2 separate regions of the Homo sapiens genome follow, and region 2 is linked to region 1. The links are chromatin loops, found by intact Hi-C in ENCODE. Cell type or tissue: MCF 10A. All regions are shown on one strand. Links, peaks and the distances in the headings refer to the core of each region. The heading gives the core; the rest is flanking DNA. Region 1 overlaps LINC01619 (long intergenic non-protein coding RNA 1619). Region 2 overlaps LINC01619 (long intergenic non-protein coding RNA 1619).

Region 1 (8,577 bases), core at 288-8,287:
GAGCCCCAATAATGGATCCAGAAGACTAACAATCTCCAGAAACGGAACCCATTCTGTACTCTGACAACACCGGACACTGATGTGAAAGATTAAATCTATGCTGGTAAGAAGAACTACAAGAGCTTTGATTCAACATTTTATGCAGGCCTAGATAATTATTTGTTGTAGGGAGACTGTTCTGTGTGCTATCACATGGTTAATGGTGTCTCTCTGGTCTCTACTCACTAGATGTCTCATATCCCAAGTTGTGACAATCATAGGTGTCTTCAGACATTACCAATGTCTTCTTGGGGGAAGGAGACAGAGGAGCAAAATCACTCCCAGTTGAGAATCAGTGACTTAATGTACTACAATAAAACTCATTATTCCACAGTGTAGCACTTTTTTCAAAGCCCAGTGAAATTATGGTATCATTTCTCAAAGTTATTTACAGAAGTTCCTCAAATACTTTTATTCAGCATTTCCATGGGGACTTGTTTGCAGCTACCCCTAAAGATGAGATTGTTCTAGAAGTGGGTAGAGACTGAGAGGGGAGGTAAAATAGCAAAAATGACAAAAGAAGACATGAGGTGTTTAATCACCCTCTTTTTCTTAGGTCAGGGCTATGCTGCCTAGGGCCCTTGTGTTTCCCTAGATTTGAAACATCAACAGACTGCAGGGCCCTCTGGGCATATCACAGCTTCTGCCATGGCTCCTAGAAGCCTTTGAAGCTGACAAAAAAAGGATGGAAGCCACTCTCATCTGCACATGCTATTTTTGCATATGATGCTCCCTCTGCCTGGAACACTTCACTTCCACCTTCCCTTCATCACTTTCAGTGGTAACCCCCAGGCCTATTTCCTTGGTAAACGTTACCTTCAGAAATAATCATGTTTGTTCATTGACTTATCTGCTGAATGTCTGACTTCTTCACCACTCCCCAGTTATCGCTAGAACGGAAGCTCAATGGAGCAGTGACCCATAACTCTATTTCTAATTCCTAGAGAAAAACATGACTGATGCATAATATATGTTCAATAAATATGTGTTGAATTAATTCACTAATCCTAGACCCTACCTTATACTATTTAAGCTTTTTACATGTCTCTCTCTGAACCACAGACAAACCATTCATGAAATGATCTTTATGGGGAAGGCATGACAAGAGTCAAAAGGAAGAGTCTTAAGAGATGAGTCGCTGAACATCATACTATTGTAAGCCTGAAGGGGTGGTTTGGTTTAGGCAGCCCAGTAACCCTGGAAAAGACTTGCAGACAAACTGTTGTCTGTGTACCAAGATCTTCCTATCCTAGTGTGGGAACATTAGTCTCTATGTGACTCAGCAACTTTTTGCTCCTACTGTGCACTCCACCCTTGTTATTCCTTCTTGTGAAGATATCTTGGGACTTTGCCCAACTGACTCCGTGCTCACACTTCATTGTTTTGTCCTCTCTTCTTTCTCATTCAGGAGCTCTCTTGGGAATAGAAGATTTCATGTGGGATGAAGAGAAACACAAATGTAATAGAAAAACAAAACTGGGAAAGGAAAAAAATGTTTTTGAGTGAAACTATGAAGTGACTATAGGTTGATTCATCAGTAGAAACATATGGAAACACTTATCTCAAAATTCAGTAGTTATGAAACTTGAAACCCGCTTCAATATTTTATTCAGAGTTATGTATTTGACCTTCAGGAATTCCATGTTAAGTTTCTGCTCAAAGACCAAGGAAACATCTAATTGATTGATCAAAAGGTTCATAATTAGATCCATTTTTTTCCTGAATCCATATTGGAGAAACAAGAAATAGATGACCTAAAAAAAATCCTTGAGTGGATGTCTCACCAGCCAGGAAAATTCCAAATAAAGTTTGCTTTGTGTCCAAGGGCTGAAATGAGGTGACTGTAATAGAAGTGATAGCAGGGAGCAGGTTGCTATTCTGACCTTGGTCTGCTCAGACTGCTGTAAGCATGGCCATCATTATACAGAAGGTCCAGTCACATCACGTGGGCAGAAACTAGACATTAACTTCAAGTTTTCTTTCCAGTTTTTATTTCTAATATGCCATTCTTCTCCTGGTATAATGACATAATAGCACATGAATGGACTTTACTTGGCAAACCAATGATTCCAAAAATTATTTTCAAAAGTTACACAGTAACCATAACCACAGTGTTCCATCACCAGGACAATATAACTTCAAGTCTCTTTGGCAACTCCATGAGGGGAGGGGGAGGATGAAGGAGTAATCACCTTGTTCTGCAGTTTCCTAGTCAGGCACCTAATATTCTCATTCTACTCAGTCTGTCTGTCTCTCATTCTCTCTCTCTCTCTCTCTCTCTGTCTCCTCTCTCCTCTTCCTCTCTGATCAAATGAGTTACTCTTGCCTCCTCTAAGGTCTTTAGATTCTGTTGCGATCAGAAAACAGGCTTTGGAATCTCTGCTTCAGTACCTTCATCTGAATATTAAAAAAAGGAGCAAAGTACCAACTGTCAGCCTATGTTTATAAAGCAAACTATCTGAGAAAATAATAGAAGTTTATTGACATAGACAAAACAGGCTACATATAGTGGCTCTGATATATTAAATATTTTTATAGTGTACTCATATTTAAACATAGTCAACCAAAAGCCAAAGGTCTTATTAATTAAGCAAAAATCAGAAAGCATATTATTAAATTTTAGTGTGACAAACACCATAACACAGGAAGGTACCACAGGGATGAGATTCAGAGGATTAATTGGGCAAAGAGATCTAGAAATAAACTTTATTTATTTATTTATTTATTTATTTATTTTGAGATGGAGGCTTGCTCTGTCGCCCAGGCTGGAGTGCAGTGGCGCGATCTTGTCTCACTGCAACATCTGCCTCTCAGGTTCAAGCAATTCTCCTGCCTCGGCCTCCCGAGTAGCTGGGACTACAGGCGTGAACCACCACATCTGGCTAATTTTTGTATTTTTAATAGGGACAGGGTTTCACCATGTTGGCCAAGCTGGTCTCGAACTCCTGACCTCGTGATCTGCCCCCCTCAGCCTCCCAAAGTGCTGGGATTACAGGCGTGAGTCACCGTGCCCAGCAGAAACAAACTTCTTTATGGAAATAAAATTGAAAAGAGAACATTGCCAAATAAAAAATGTTTGCACCACACACTTGTTACAAACAGCCAAGATGTTATTCAAGACTATTGCAAAAGAGGAGAGGGATTGAACTCAACTCCTAATTATTGCAAAGACAGCTGGAGATTTATACCCAATGAGGAGAGTGAGGAGGTCAGTGGATCAACAATTGGTAAGGATGAGAGATTCTTGAAGGACTTAGCAGGATTATTTGCAAAAATGGGGCTCAACAGGCCAAATTAGAAGCCTAGACGAGAAGAAGTTTCAAAGGACCCTGACTAAAGTTGGCACAGAAGAGAGTCTTTGTCACTGTGCAGGTGATGGATAGAAACAGAAACTAAAAGCCACTGTACTACACAAAGTTGGAGAAAATTCTCTTTGTGGTTTATTGAGTTTAGGGAGATAAAAAGCACCCTGGTGAAAGGAACCTGCCCACCACATAGCCTGGGGCCTCCTAGAGTATTTAGAATGGAGCATGACATTCTAAGGACATCGGGAAGTGTTTACTGAGAAACCTGAGTGAAAGTATGTCTGAGTCACATGCGACAGCAATCATGAAGTCAGGAATTTATGGAACTCTTAGTTCATCCACTCAACATTCACTCAGCAAGTATTTATGGAGAGCCCAAACGTATTTATGGAGAGCCTATTATGTTGCAAGCACTGTCTTAGGTGCTTAAGATATAGCAATGAAAATAACAGAAAGAAAATTGTTCTCAGGGAGCACATATTCATATGGGAGGGAAGAGACAATTTTAAAACACAACAAATAAATAAAACAGGCAGTTAAATGAATGACATGGAGAGAAATTGGTAGCGTGGGGGTGTGGTGTAATTTAAATAGGGTGGTGAGATCTCAGTAAGAAGGTCACATCTGCATAAAGACCTAAATGAAATTAAGGAGTGAACCCAGTGGATATTGAGGGAAGACGTTAATAGAAGCAGTTGGCTGCTTTGTGAACGAATCACTGAGTTAGGGTATAGGCTGTGACTAACTGCCCATCTTCCTTTCTTCCTTCCCTGGCTCTCTTCTACTCATCCCTCAGGTTTTGACTTAAAAACTTCTCCTTTGGAAGCATTCTCTGTTTTCTTCTTGTCTAGATTATGAACACTTTTCTGTATCCCCACAGCATTCTACTTCCTCTATCAAAATAGTTATCACACTTCATCATATACATTTCTTTCCATATTACTCTATAAAGACTAAGAAAACCTTCTTGTGCCACTCAAAATTATGTCTCTGATATCCAGCACAAAGCAGGAGGCAGAATTACGTTGGGAATCAGACTATCTGGGATTTATATAGTGGCTGTAACACTTTCTTAATACGTGCCTGTGGGCAAGTTACTTGGCCTTTCTGTGCCTCAGTTTCCTCATTTTTAACAATGGGAGTACAGATCTAGCAAGTGCCTGACACAGCGTAGATGCTTGATATAGGAATCTAACAATTGCTACTTCCTCCAGAAACATTTCAGTCCACAGGGAGCATTGCTTTCTGTGAAGTTCAAAGAAAGTGTGGCCCAGTGAAATGAACATGAGTTTTAGATTCAGATAAAGCTGAGTCAGTTTGAATACTCATATCCAATATTTTGTAATTATATAAATGGGTATAAAAATCTTTATTTCAACAGTTTGTTGAGGATTAAAAAGAGACAACACACACAGGGGCCTAGCATACAGCAGGTACTCAACAGACGCTTATTCTGCCATCATCATTACTCATATTTATCTGTTATTATCCTTCATTTGCACTTCACTGTCTGATATCTTATAAGCATCTCTTGTGGAGTCATTTAACTTTTCCTTAGGCCCAAACTCTGGCTTCCCCAGTAGAGTGTAAGTTATTTGGGGTAGAACTATATGTTTCACTTCTCAGAGATTCTCATAATGCCTTGCACAAGACCATTCCCAGAGTAGGCACTCAATATGAATTGAATGAATAATAAATAGGAGAAAGAGAGCGAGAAAGAGAGGAAGAGAGGTTTTGATAAGTCAAGGGTTGTATGAAGAATAGACCTAGGAATGGTTCATGGAAATCAATGTAAATGACTCTTGCAAATGAGCAGACTGAAATATATTTAGAGCTCCCTTAGGGGAAAAAATTTCATTTCCATTCCTAGGATAGATATTTATCTGTTCAGAATCATTCAGATATAGTCCTGCCTGAAGAAAGAGGTAACCTCTCAAATTCTTTCTTGACCTATTATATATATTCTCTCTCTCTCTCTCCCTATTTCTGTGTGTGTATGAGTGTTTTTAAAATCAATGTATCAATAATTTTAGACAGAGAGAAGACAACATGATTGTCTGAATGAGATGCATATTTTTCCACAGGGTACAAATAAAATATTCCAAGAGATAACACAGTTAGATTTCAAAGTATTACTAAGAAGAACTAGCTATGTTTTTATTAGTTGAAAGAATCTCACTGCAAATAAACCAATCTGCTATTTTAATGCTAAACAGAAAAACTTTGAATTATGCAAAAAAATAATGCACAGCTTCTGATGATTATAAAATGCATTACTAAAGGCTATGATGCATCATTTATAGGCTACTATTGGAAATCTGAGCTCTGAGAGATGATTAGTTTAAATAACTGAAAGGGAAAGTGACTTGGCATATGAGGAAAGATAACTATTTCACAAAATAAGCCCACCAAATTTGAGACAATGAATTAAACAACTTACAAATCTGCTCAACAAAAGCATAGGTAAAAAGAAAGATCTATGAATCCTTTTATCAATTGCTTCTTAAGTATTTATTTATTTTTAATTAATTTAATTTTGTCACTCTGTCTTCCAGGCTGAGTGCAGTGGTGTGATCATAGCTCACTGCAGCCTCAGCCTCCTGGGTTCAAGCGATCCTCCCACCTCAGCCTCCCGAGTAGAGGGACTACAGGCACGTACCACCACACCCAGCTAATTTTTTATTTTTTATAGGCGAGGTCTCTCTATGTTGCCCAGGTTTGTCTCCAACTCCTGGACTCAAGCAATTCCCCTGCCTCGGCCTCCCAAAGTGCTGGGATTACAGGCGTAAGCCACCGTGCTTGGCATCTCCTTAAATATTTAAATACAGTGGTGTCTCTCACTCTCAGAACCAAGGACTGTTGGAATATCCAGAGACATCGTTTCAGAGGTCATGAATTTTGTAAATTTTTTTATTTTTATTTTTGCATGTTAACAATATATTTTTTAAATCTTGTATAGTTTAACAACAAAACTGTATTAGTTTTCTATTACTGCTATAACAAAGTACCACAAACTTAGTGGGTTAAAACAACAAAATTTGTTATCTTACAGTTCTGGAAGTCAGACACCTGACACAGTTTTCATTGGACTAAAATCAAGGTGTCAGCTAGCCTGGGCTTTTTCTGGAGGCTCTAGAGGAGAAACCATTCTTGCCTTTGCAGCTTCTAGAGGGTAGCCGCATTCCTTGGCCTGCAGCCTTCTTCTTCCTTCTTCAAAGCCAGTGATGAAGCACGTGTCTGAGTCTGCTACCATCGTCACATCTCTTTCTCTGACTAAAGACTGGAAAGATTCTCCAAGTATAAGAATTCAGATTATTAGATTGGGGCCACCTGAATAATCTCCCTGTTTCAAGATCCTTAAACATAGTCACTTCTGCAAAGTTCCATTTGCCATGTAAGGCAACATGTTTATAGATTAGAATATAGATGTCTTTGGGGAGCCATTATTGTGCAAAACACAAGAACTCTTACCACTTACAATTGGAACAAAAAAGCAGTTTCTTAGAATAATACTTTAGCTTTATAAATCAGCATTTTTCAAATTGGAGTCAGTAGACATGCGATCTTGAATACCTATGATATTTTTAAGATGTTTCTTTATTTGAGGAACACAGACATTTAGTTTTTTCTATTAGTTCTAGACCTGTTGTCTAATCAGAGATAAGATTCCTATAGGAAACAGTTAATTTTTTTCAGCTCTATCACCAAAGACCTCATCTGATAGGGATGCCATCTTGCAAATATATACTTTGGGTTCAAGAGGGTCTATGGTAAAGGGTACATAGCATTATACACAATGTATTCTCATTTCTGGAAAACCAACTCAATAATCGTTTTTTACTCCAGTGTATCAGTATCATCATTACCTGGTAGAAAGAAGAGTCCATTAGACAACTCTTCAAAGAATAACACAGGAGAAAGACTCTTACCAAGGGACTGTGAGCCTGAAGGAACTCACTTTTCCTGCTCTGTTATTTTGCTTCTTTATTATACAGAAGAAACAGGACATCTTTGCTCAATCAACATTAGAAACAGAAGCAGTTCGCCAAGTAGCAAGTGAAAGGTGTTATAAGCAGGCAAGGAACAGTGGGGATTGAACTTCTGGGGAATCTCTGGGCTTCCTGATATTCTGAGTCCTTGTGAATTTTCCTTTTTCTCTTTTCTTTTCTTTTTTTTTTTTTTTAAGATATAGGGTCTCCCTTTGTCATCCAGGCTGGAGTGCAGTGGCAAGACCATAGCTCACTGCAGCCTCAAGCTCCTGTACTCAAGTGATCCTCCTGCCTCAGCCAAGAAGCTGCGACCACAGGTGTGTGCCACCACACCCAGCTAATTTTATTTTATTTTTTAATCTTTTTAGACACAGGGTCTTGCTTGGCTGCCCAGGCTGATCTTGAATTCCTAGCTTCAAACAATCCTCCCACCTCAGCCTCCCAAAATGCTGGGATTACAGGTATGAGCCACCACACCCAGCCTATGAATTTTTCTTAAGAGAAAAATTCTACCTCTCATGGGATTCTCAAAAGTATGTGACTCCCAAAAAAATTAAGAACCACTGTTCTCACATGAGAAAGAAAAAAAAAACTAACCCGAGAATTCTGAGAAATATGATAATCAACCAATAAAGTGGAAAATTAGAAAGATTGGCAGGGAAGTGGAGAGGGCAGAAGGCTTATTTGTATGTTCATATGAGTAAAAAAAGTTCACTAAATCATTGTTTCAAGAATGACTATGAGCAGGGAAAGCTCACAGAGATTTTTTTCATCACCAGCTGTCTTTTTCTTTTCTACCACACTGCACAGCCCAGCACAGCCACCGGATCCTCACAGCAGTATGGAACTTGGCTTTTGCTTTTGGTTCTTGACACCATTCATTACTGTGTCTTCAAGTGTGGAGTCACAGCATTTATAAAGCATGAGGAGTGCAGATGTTCTAAAGACACATTTACACACACACAAACACACACATGCAGACACACAGCCTGTTGTAAAATGAGCTATTACTATTTACTCACATCTCCCCAAATGTACTCTTCCTATCAAATTAACCCAAAATAGAAAAAACAAAACACCACTCTGAGATATTTTTTTACAGCTCATTTTTAATGATTCAGTTTACCACCCCCGACAGCAGTAGCCCCAAAAAAGAAGAAAGTGCATTACTGGCCAATGTAATGGAACTCTACCCCAGAAACAGAAAGGTCATGAGACCAGTTTTCTGTAAATATTTACTCACA
Region 2 (8,577 bases), core at 309-8,308, 54 kb before region 1:
CTGAGGTAGGAGGATCACTTGAGCCAGGGAGGCAGAAGTTGCAGTGAGCCAAGATCTCACCACTGACTGTACTCCAGCCTGGGCAACAGAGCCAGATCCTGTCTCAAAAAAAAAAAAAAAAAGAAGAAGAAGAAGGAAGTCTGACTAAATAAAAAACAATCAGACCCCCAAGTGTCCTCCCTTATTCCAATATCTAGGTGATTACCTCTAACTAAGCTGAGAAGACAGAAAAGTAATGATTCTGGAGAAATTAAATCTGAGAAGCTCTGAGCTCCAGGAACAGGAAGCACAGCTAATAGATTAAATGAAATCCTATGGAAAGAACTCCCGCTAGCCGGGCATGGTGGCTCAGGCCTGTAATCTCAACACTTTGGGAGGCTGAGACGGGAAGATGTCTTGAGCCCAGGAGTTAGAGATGAGTCTGGGCAACATAGTGAGACCCCATCTCTACTAAAAATTAAAATTAAAAAAAAAAAAACGGCCAAGTATGATGGTGTGTATCTGTAGTCTCAGCTACTTGGGAGGCTGAGGTGGCAGTATTGCTTGAGCCCAAAAGGTTGAGGCTGCAGTGAGCCATGTTCATACCACTGCATTCCAGCCTAGGCAACAGATCCATGGACACATAAAAAAAAAAATGGCCTCCCAGAACCCTCCAAATTTGACGGTGGGATTATTATTCCTATTTCACCCAAGACAGGAGACTAGAGAAGTCCTCTCTGAGGAAACCATCCTGTCTAAGAGACAGAACTACTGTTGAGTTTGAATTCAGTCTGTACACACAGTCTTCTTGAATGATTTGTTTATGACCAGTGCGTTCTGAGAGTCCTGGTACCTCTCTGAATGAATGATACCTATGCCATATCAGCCTTGGGGGCCCCCAATTAATGAGTTAGTTACTAGAAAACTCAGCAGTCAATAAGACTCAGCCTCATACACAGAGCATTTGATCAGCTATTTACAGTATCATTCTTATTGTGAAGAGTCAACCAAAGATTACCAGGTATTAAAGTACGCCACCAAGATGAAAAGCAAAGACATAAATAAATAAATAAATAAATAAATAATATAACTCGGAGGGAAAAGAGATAATTCAAAGGGCAGAATAAAACTCTTAAAAAGTTACACTTTCAGGGAATGCTTACATACTATTGGTGGGAATGTAAATGAGTACAACCTTCATGAAAAACATTATAGCAATTTCTCAAATAAGTAAAATTAGTACTTTCATTCAATCCAGCAATTTCACTATTTGGTATCTACCCAAAGGGAAAACATCATTATATAAAAAACATACCTACACTCATATGTTTATCATAGCACTATTCACAACAGCAAAAATATGGAATCAACCTAAGTGTCCACCAATGGAGACTGAATGAAGTTATATATATACACACATTTTATATAAATATAAAAAATACATTTTTATATAAGTATATAAAGTATGTATTTATATATGTTTTATATATATATATATATATATATGGCATGGAATACTACTCAGCCATAAAAAAGAATAAAATTATGTCTTTTGCAGCAACGTGGATGGAACTGAAGGCCATTATCCTCAGTGAATAACTCAGAAAGTTAAATACTGCATGTTCTCACTTATAAGTGGGAGCTAAACAATGGGTACATGTGAACATACAGAGGGAAATAATAGACATTGGAGACTTCAAAAAGTGGGAGGGTAGGAGGGGGTGAGGGTTGCAAAACTACATATTGGGTACAATGTTCACTCTTTGGGTGACGGGTACACTGAAAGCCCAGACTTCACCACTTCACATACAATATATGCATGTGAGAAACTTGTACTCCCTAAATATAAATAAATAAATAAATAAATATTATAACCTCAGAGAAATATAAAAAGATATTATATCCACAAAACAAATCAAACAAGAATAAGATGCTATTTTTTAAAGAGACCATGAGAAATATATGAAAGGATTCTTTCTGATTGACCAGAATTTTTTAAGTAGGTAGAATTAGAAACATAAAGTTGTAGAAATTGCCCAGAAATTAGATCGAAATAACAGAGATGGAAAATACAACAAATGGGGGGAAAAAACACAATTATAGGATTATACACAGGAGATCAGAGATCTGAATTATTGTTTCAGAAAAAATAAATTGAGAGGAAAAATATCAATAATACAAGAAAAGGTACCACATAAATGAAAGATTATACACATTAAAACCTTCAGCATGACAGCAAATATCTCAGAGTGACTTAATGCCATACACTGAAGCATGGAGTTTGCTAGTAAAGAATTACAAATACTTACTGACCAAAGATAGTCATGAGCTCAACTGCTTTATGGTAAAATAATTAGCAATTGAGTCTTCCTGCAATTGAGGATGTAATCAGTCATGAGACCACATCATGCCAATTTTCATGACCAGTTGAGTTCAGAAACTTTGTTTCTTTGTGGTTCATAGAAGTATTACTCCTAGATAAGAAGACTACTGTCTTTCGCTTTGAGACGGGAGTCTCTTTTAGAACTCCAAACATCAAATGTTCAAGTCTGAAAGCTCATAACTGTCCAAAAGGAGTTACCCACTAAGTGACTTGAATTACGCCTAGAATTCATTTCTCTATCTGTTCAATTTTCATCCCCCATGAGAATCTTCAATAATGCTAGAGAAATATCTTCAACAACAGCAGCGTGATGACTTGCAAACATTTACTGAGTAGTTCCCATGGAGGCATGAAAATACACTGGAAAGCAGGCTCATCAGATTACAGGGAGAGATGAGCAAAGCAATTTATTTATTTAAACTTTTTATATGAAAAATTTCAAATATATTTTGAAATTTCAAAATTCAAAAAAGAAAAAAGAATATAATAAACTCCATGTACTCTGCTTCAATAATTGTCAACTCACAGTCAAACTTGTTTTATTTACACCCCCATCTAATTCCATTCCCCCCCACACCACTGGATTATTTTGAAGCAAAACCAAGCCATCACATCATTTCATCTTATGTATATCTTCATATGTATATGTATATATGAAGATATACATGAATTTATACATGAAGATGAAATGAATATATATATAGGAATGAATATATATGAAGATGAATATATTTGATATATACATATATAATCAGAAATAAGAACTTTTCCTTAAATCTAAGCACAATTCATTATCATAATTAGAGGTGATTAACAATAATATATAATATTACTAACTATTCAATCACATGTGCATGTGTGTGTGTATGTTTTGGAAACACTATAGGTTAAAACATAGTTGATTGTTTTAATTCTTGTAGTTATTATTATTTTATTGAGGCTCACATCATCTCATCTTTGCCTAGAAAAAGGCTTCCCTAGCTGGCTCCAAAGTGTTTTAGACATAGCCCCAAAAGTCACTGCTAGCTCTCTTGCCCTTCAGTATGATAAATTATTCCAGGTTCATGTTACACAATTCCTGCCCCAGATCTGTGATCAGTTCTCGCCCAAAGATCCCAGGTTCCTTTTAGTGCTCACAGTCTGAGCACTAGATTTTGAACCTAGTAAATGAACCCAGAGATACTCATTTTACCTACCTTGTCATTATTGCTAAGTCTTTTCAGTCAATAGAGCCAGGGAATTTATATTTTTACATTAAAATACATCACAATTTCAATTAATAATTACAATATAATTTAAAGACTAGAAGGTTTCTTTTTGGCTCTGTTTTTGTTTTCTGAGACAAGTTCTGGCCATCACCTAGGCTAGAGTGCAGTGGCCCAATTACAGCTCACTGCAACCTTGAAATCCTGGGCTCAAGCGATCTTTCTGCCTTGGCCTTCTGAGTAGCTGGAACTACAGGCATGCACTACCATGCCCAGCCATTTAAAAAAAAAATCTCTTTTGTAGAAATGGGGTCTTGCTGTGTTGCCTAGGCTAGTCCCAAACTCCTGGGCTCAAGCAATCCTCCCACCTTGGCCTCCCAAAGTGTTGGGATTATAGGTGTGAGCCACCACAGCTGGCCAAGACTACAAGGTTTTTACTTAAACGTTTTTTCTCTTAAATCTAAATTACCTTTCTTCCATACCAAAAATCCTAGTTCCTGATACCAACATAATTTCACTTGCTTTATCCCATAATGCACACAACAGTCTCAAGAAGAACGAGAGAGAGAGACAGAGAGAGAGAAAGAGAGAGAGAGAAAAGAGAAAGAGAGGGAGGGAGGGAAGAAAGGAAGGAAAGAAGGAAAGCAGGAAGGCAGGCAGGCAGATGTAAACAGTAACAACACTATCATCAATAATAATTTTAAAAAACAATGTAAAATTGTTTCACAATTCTTTTTCTTAGGAGATATCTACATACTGTATCATTTGAAATCATTCCTCTCTGTGAGTATGCCACTAATTTGAGACTTAGGTTCATTCATGTCATTTCGCTTTCAAATTTCAGAGATTGCTTTGTTTCATGATTATTTTTTATAGTCGTGTTAAACATTTATATGCTTTTGAATTCAAAACAAAAACAAAATAGATTCAGACATATCTAGCTGTGAATCCTGTCCCCCACCACCTGGTTTCCACCCTCCTCCATAAATAATCGTTTCCTGCAATTGCTTTTAGCATAAGCAAATTTGTATTCAGATTCCTAGTTAAATAGTAGCATGGTGGACACATTTTTTTTCACCATGACTTTTTCTTACTTAGCAGTAAGCCCTAGGGGTTATTCCATAAACTTACTGATTTTTTTTTTTAAAAGTGTGTTACTTACTAGCCCAGGTGAAAAATTTTGTCTATAAAATGGGACCATTAGTAGGCAGCTGCTGGGAAAAAGAAGATTTAATCCAAGAGTATTATTTTTAAAAATATGCAGATTGGGGCTTTATAGTAAACCTTCATAAAATGACTCACCAAATTCACAGCATCGAGCTGGGAAAAATTAGAGTAGGTGGCTTTGCTTCTTACAGGCATACACAGTGTACAATTTTACCATGCAAAATGCTTTTGCTACTACAATTTTCCTTTGCTTTGCCTTTTTGAAAAGTAATGTTCCTTCCTATTTTAGTAGTACCATTTGCATTCCTATTATTCACACTGAACTGTGATTTCCATTTTTATCTTCCGTTTTTTACTTGTTTTCATTCCAGCATTTCTCCTCTTGGTCTTTGCCTTTCCTTTATCTTGCCCTTAAATGGAGGCCTCGTGTGCTATGGGAACAGTGCCATGAATTTTCTAACCATCATGCCAGGCCTCATCCCAATTTAATGATATAAGTTCCCTTGAACCATTGCCAACAAAGCTAGGACATCCCACACACATTTGCTATGGAAACACCTTCATGACTAATGGTCTCTCAAATTAAGGCATCTTAAAGTTAAAGCTAGAAATGGTATTCATTTTTTCAAAACATATTCTGCAGTCAAGGAAAAATATATAGCAGTTCTCTAAAAGTTATGAGTTGCTGTATTATTATAATACCCAGTTTCTCTGAGAGGTAGACTCCTACAAACCCAATCTCAAGGTGTGTGCAAAATGAACGCAAGAATTAGTTGATACTCCTCTGTGTCTTTAACTGAGTAGCCTCTGTTCTCCTCTGCTGTGTGTTTATGAGCTCAGGTCTTTGGATTGTGCCAAGTTCTTTACCTTAGAACAGAAGCAGAAACATTCAAGACCCTGCATGATTTGGATGCTGCCAAATCAGCAGATCACATCCCACCACTTTTCCCTCTCACACTGTCATAGCAAATTACACAGACTTCTTCAGGCCCACCAGGCCACTTTGTGCCTTTGTCCAAGCTATTGCCTCTGTCTAAGAAGACTGTGCTCATTTCCCAGGGGAATCTCTGTTTTATTCTTAAACACCTTGTTCAGGCATCACCTTCTCTAGCACACCTTCTTCTCCTCCCCAGTGAGAGCCGGCCCTTTTCTTTCTTCCATCTTTTCTTATGTATCCATGGATCTGTGACTATCTAGAGGGCAAAATAGATGTTCATTTGTTCCCCACTATGTGGCACCATGCCTGATTAGTACTGGTTCTGCTCAACCATAAATGATGGTTAATTAAATAACGGAATGAGTCAATGGGCATGTGATGTGCTCTCTTAGGTGTAAAAGGGAGACTACACTACCACCTACATACATGTTGCATTGAAATATCTGACTTAGATTTCCTCTGTTTCACATCTCTGTTTGGAAGGAATGGGGTTTTAACACACATCTCTGATTGCTGACCATGATGATTACCATAAAAATGGTGAGCATTATGGCCAGATGGAAATGAGATATGTTGATTAACTTGAATGAAGCAAAGTGGGCTTTGCCACTCTCTGTTCTTTTAACAACCCAGTCTTTAAAATCCATGCAGACGAACATCCCAGGAATCCTTTTCATCTTATATTGGGCTTTCCTATATGATGCCTCAATGCTCCTTACATTGGCTCAGCCTTGGCATATCCTTCTAATTGTCACCTTCCATTCCCTACCCACTGCTCCTAGTTGAAGACTGGCCTGCCCTGGAGTCATGTCTACACATCCTAATGAATGCGTGGCAAAAGTTGCTAATTTGATTGATTAATTTATCCAGCCCAATGAGGCAAGACAAGAGTAGTGACTCCCTGGTTAATTATAGTATGAATAACCTGTGTAAAATTATAGATGGACAGGCCTTATTCTTATGTGTTTCTTTTCAACCGGTCTGGGTTTGACAAAGGATCTCACTGTTCTTATTAAAGCAGTTTCATTATTCCAATGCTAAGGCAAGTTTTGGAACTGCCCAGTGAGAAGCAGAGTCACAGGACATACCTTATGCTCTCTAACAAATGCCATCCAAAAAACAGACACCACTGTTGTCCATCTCCTGGATGACAAAGCAGACACTTTGCAACACAGCAGAGGAGGCAGAAGGGAAACAGCTTCCTTTGCTGGTGACCAGCAGAAGCCACCCCTATTCCACTTATGCCTTTATAATCTCCAAATGCAATGGAATAATTTTGCATCAGGTTCCTGACCACAGAAATGAAACTTTTTTTCTTATTACATTTGTGTGTTTGTGATAGATGTGATTACTAAACACAGGTTTATTCGGAAGTTAACATATCTGTTGCACAAAAAGCCACTTCTCCAGCTCTTACTGAAGGGGTCATTGAGAAGTCAGAAATTCCAGTTCCTAAAAAGCTGGATGACTTTACTAATGCTGTCTTTTCTCAGTATCAGGCTTTATTACACCTTTTCCCAGAAGCCACTCTTCGTTTCCTAACTCTATCACAGCAGGGTTCAACAGAGTAGCTTTCTCCTATGCTAAACAAATGATTTTTTGAGATTTCTTTTCCACTCACTAAGCTTCCAGTACTATCTAAGTTTGCCAAATATCTCAAAGGAATTAAAGATCTAATTTAAGAGAAGATGGCAAGTGCCTTCTCAAAGAAACCGGGAGTACCCATCCTTAATGGTAAGAGTGACAAAGGAGGAAGCAGCAGTGGCCCATTTCCTCAGCCTCACTGAGCAGCATCTATGAAAAATGAGCTCAGCTGTTAACAGCCCGGGAGGGACTGCTATCTACCACATCACAGTCAGTTGAGAAGAACAGGATGTTCTGAGTACAGCATGAACCTCAAAGCTAGAGTCAAAAACCATATTTCCCAGGCAAGTGTTTACCTTTGTCTTCAATCTTCAAGAGAGAACGTTTCTGTTCTATGAAGAGTTAAGAAAACCCTGCCTGAGAAAGGAGCAGTGCAGAACTGATACACCTCTTTATTTTCACCTTATTAATGAAAAGAAAGCTCACTCTGGGTTGATAACAACATACCAATATAGGAAGAGTGCCAAAGTAACCCTGGCACTCTTCCTATATTCTTTTTTTTTATTATTGTATTTTAAGTTCTGGGATACCTGTGCAGAATGTGCAGGTTTGTTACATAGGTATACAAGTGCCGTGGTGGTTTGTTGCACCCATCAACCTGCCATCTACATTAGGTATTTCTCCTAATGCTATCCCTCCCCTGGAACCCCCACCCAATGTCAGGCCCCAGTGTGTGATGTTCCCCTCCCTGTGTCCATGTGTTCTCATTGTTCAACTCCCAATTATGAGTGAGAACATGCAGTGTTTGGTTTTCTGTTCCTGTATTAGTTGGCTGAGAATGATGGTTTCCAGCTTCATCCATGTCCCTGCAAAGGACATGAACTCATCCTTTTTGTGGCTACATAGTATTCCATGGTGTATATGTGCCACATTTTCTTTATCCAGTCTATCATTGATGGGCATTTGGGTTGGTTCCAAGTCTTTGCTATTGTGAATAGTGCTGCAATAAACATACGTGTGCATGTGTCTTTATAGTAGAATGATTTATAATCCTTTGGGTATATACCCAGTAATGGGATAGCTGTGTCAAATGGTATTTCTGGTTCTAGGTCCTTGAGGAATCATCATACTGTCTTCCACAATGGTTGAACAGGCACCCTACAGAATGGGAGAAAATTTTTGCAATCTATCCATCTGACAAAGAGCTAATATCCAAAATCTACAAGGAATTTAAACAGATTTACAAGAGAAAAACAAACAACCCCATCAAAAAGCAGGCGAAGGATATGAACAGACACATCTCAAAGGAGGACATTTATGTG

Evidence for each region. Hi-C counts contacts between places; a loop is a spot of excess contacts. Peaks named below come from ENCODE experiments on the same cell type or tissue, not always from the same donor. Only the 100,000 strongest peaks of a DNase experiment are listed, where the experiment ranks them.
Region 2: a loop joins it to region 1, with 5 times the contacts of the local background. A loop is called at or near these places in 5 of 110 quality-filtered maps.

What each region holds. Positions count from the first base shown.
Region 1 is chr12:92,077,054-92,085,630 of GRCh38, forward strand. The region is part of intron 1 of LINC01619 (long intergenic non-protein coding RNA 1619); the gene reads right to left. Among named protein-coding and RNA genes, the nearest start is that of LINC01619, 61 kb to the right of the region's middle. RefSeq lists enhancers at 632-1,831, 1,180-1,474. In MCF 10A, for the core only: no CTCF peak of the experiment used is centred there; DNase peaks (open chromatin) are centred at 1,368, 3,168 and 3,628.
Region 2 is chr12:92,023,301-92,031,877 of GRCh38, forward strand. All of the region lies in intron 1 of LINC01619 (long intergenic non-protein coding RNA 1619), which reads right to left. Among named protein-coding and RNA genes, the nearest start is that of LINC01619, 120 kb to the right of the region's middle. In MCF 10A, for the core only: no CTCF peak of the experiment used is centred there; a DNase peak (open chromatin) is centred at 5,211.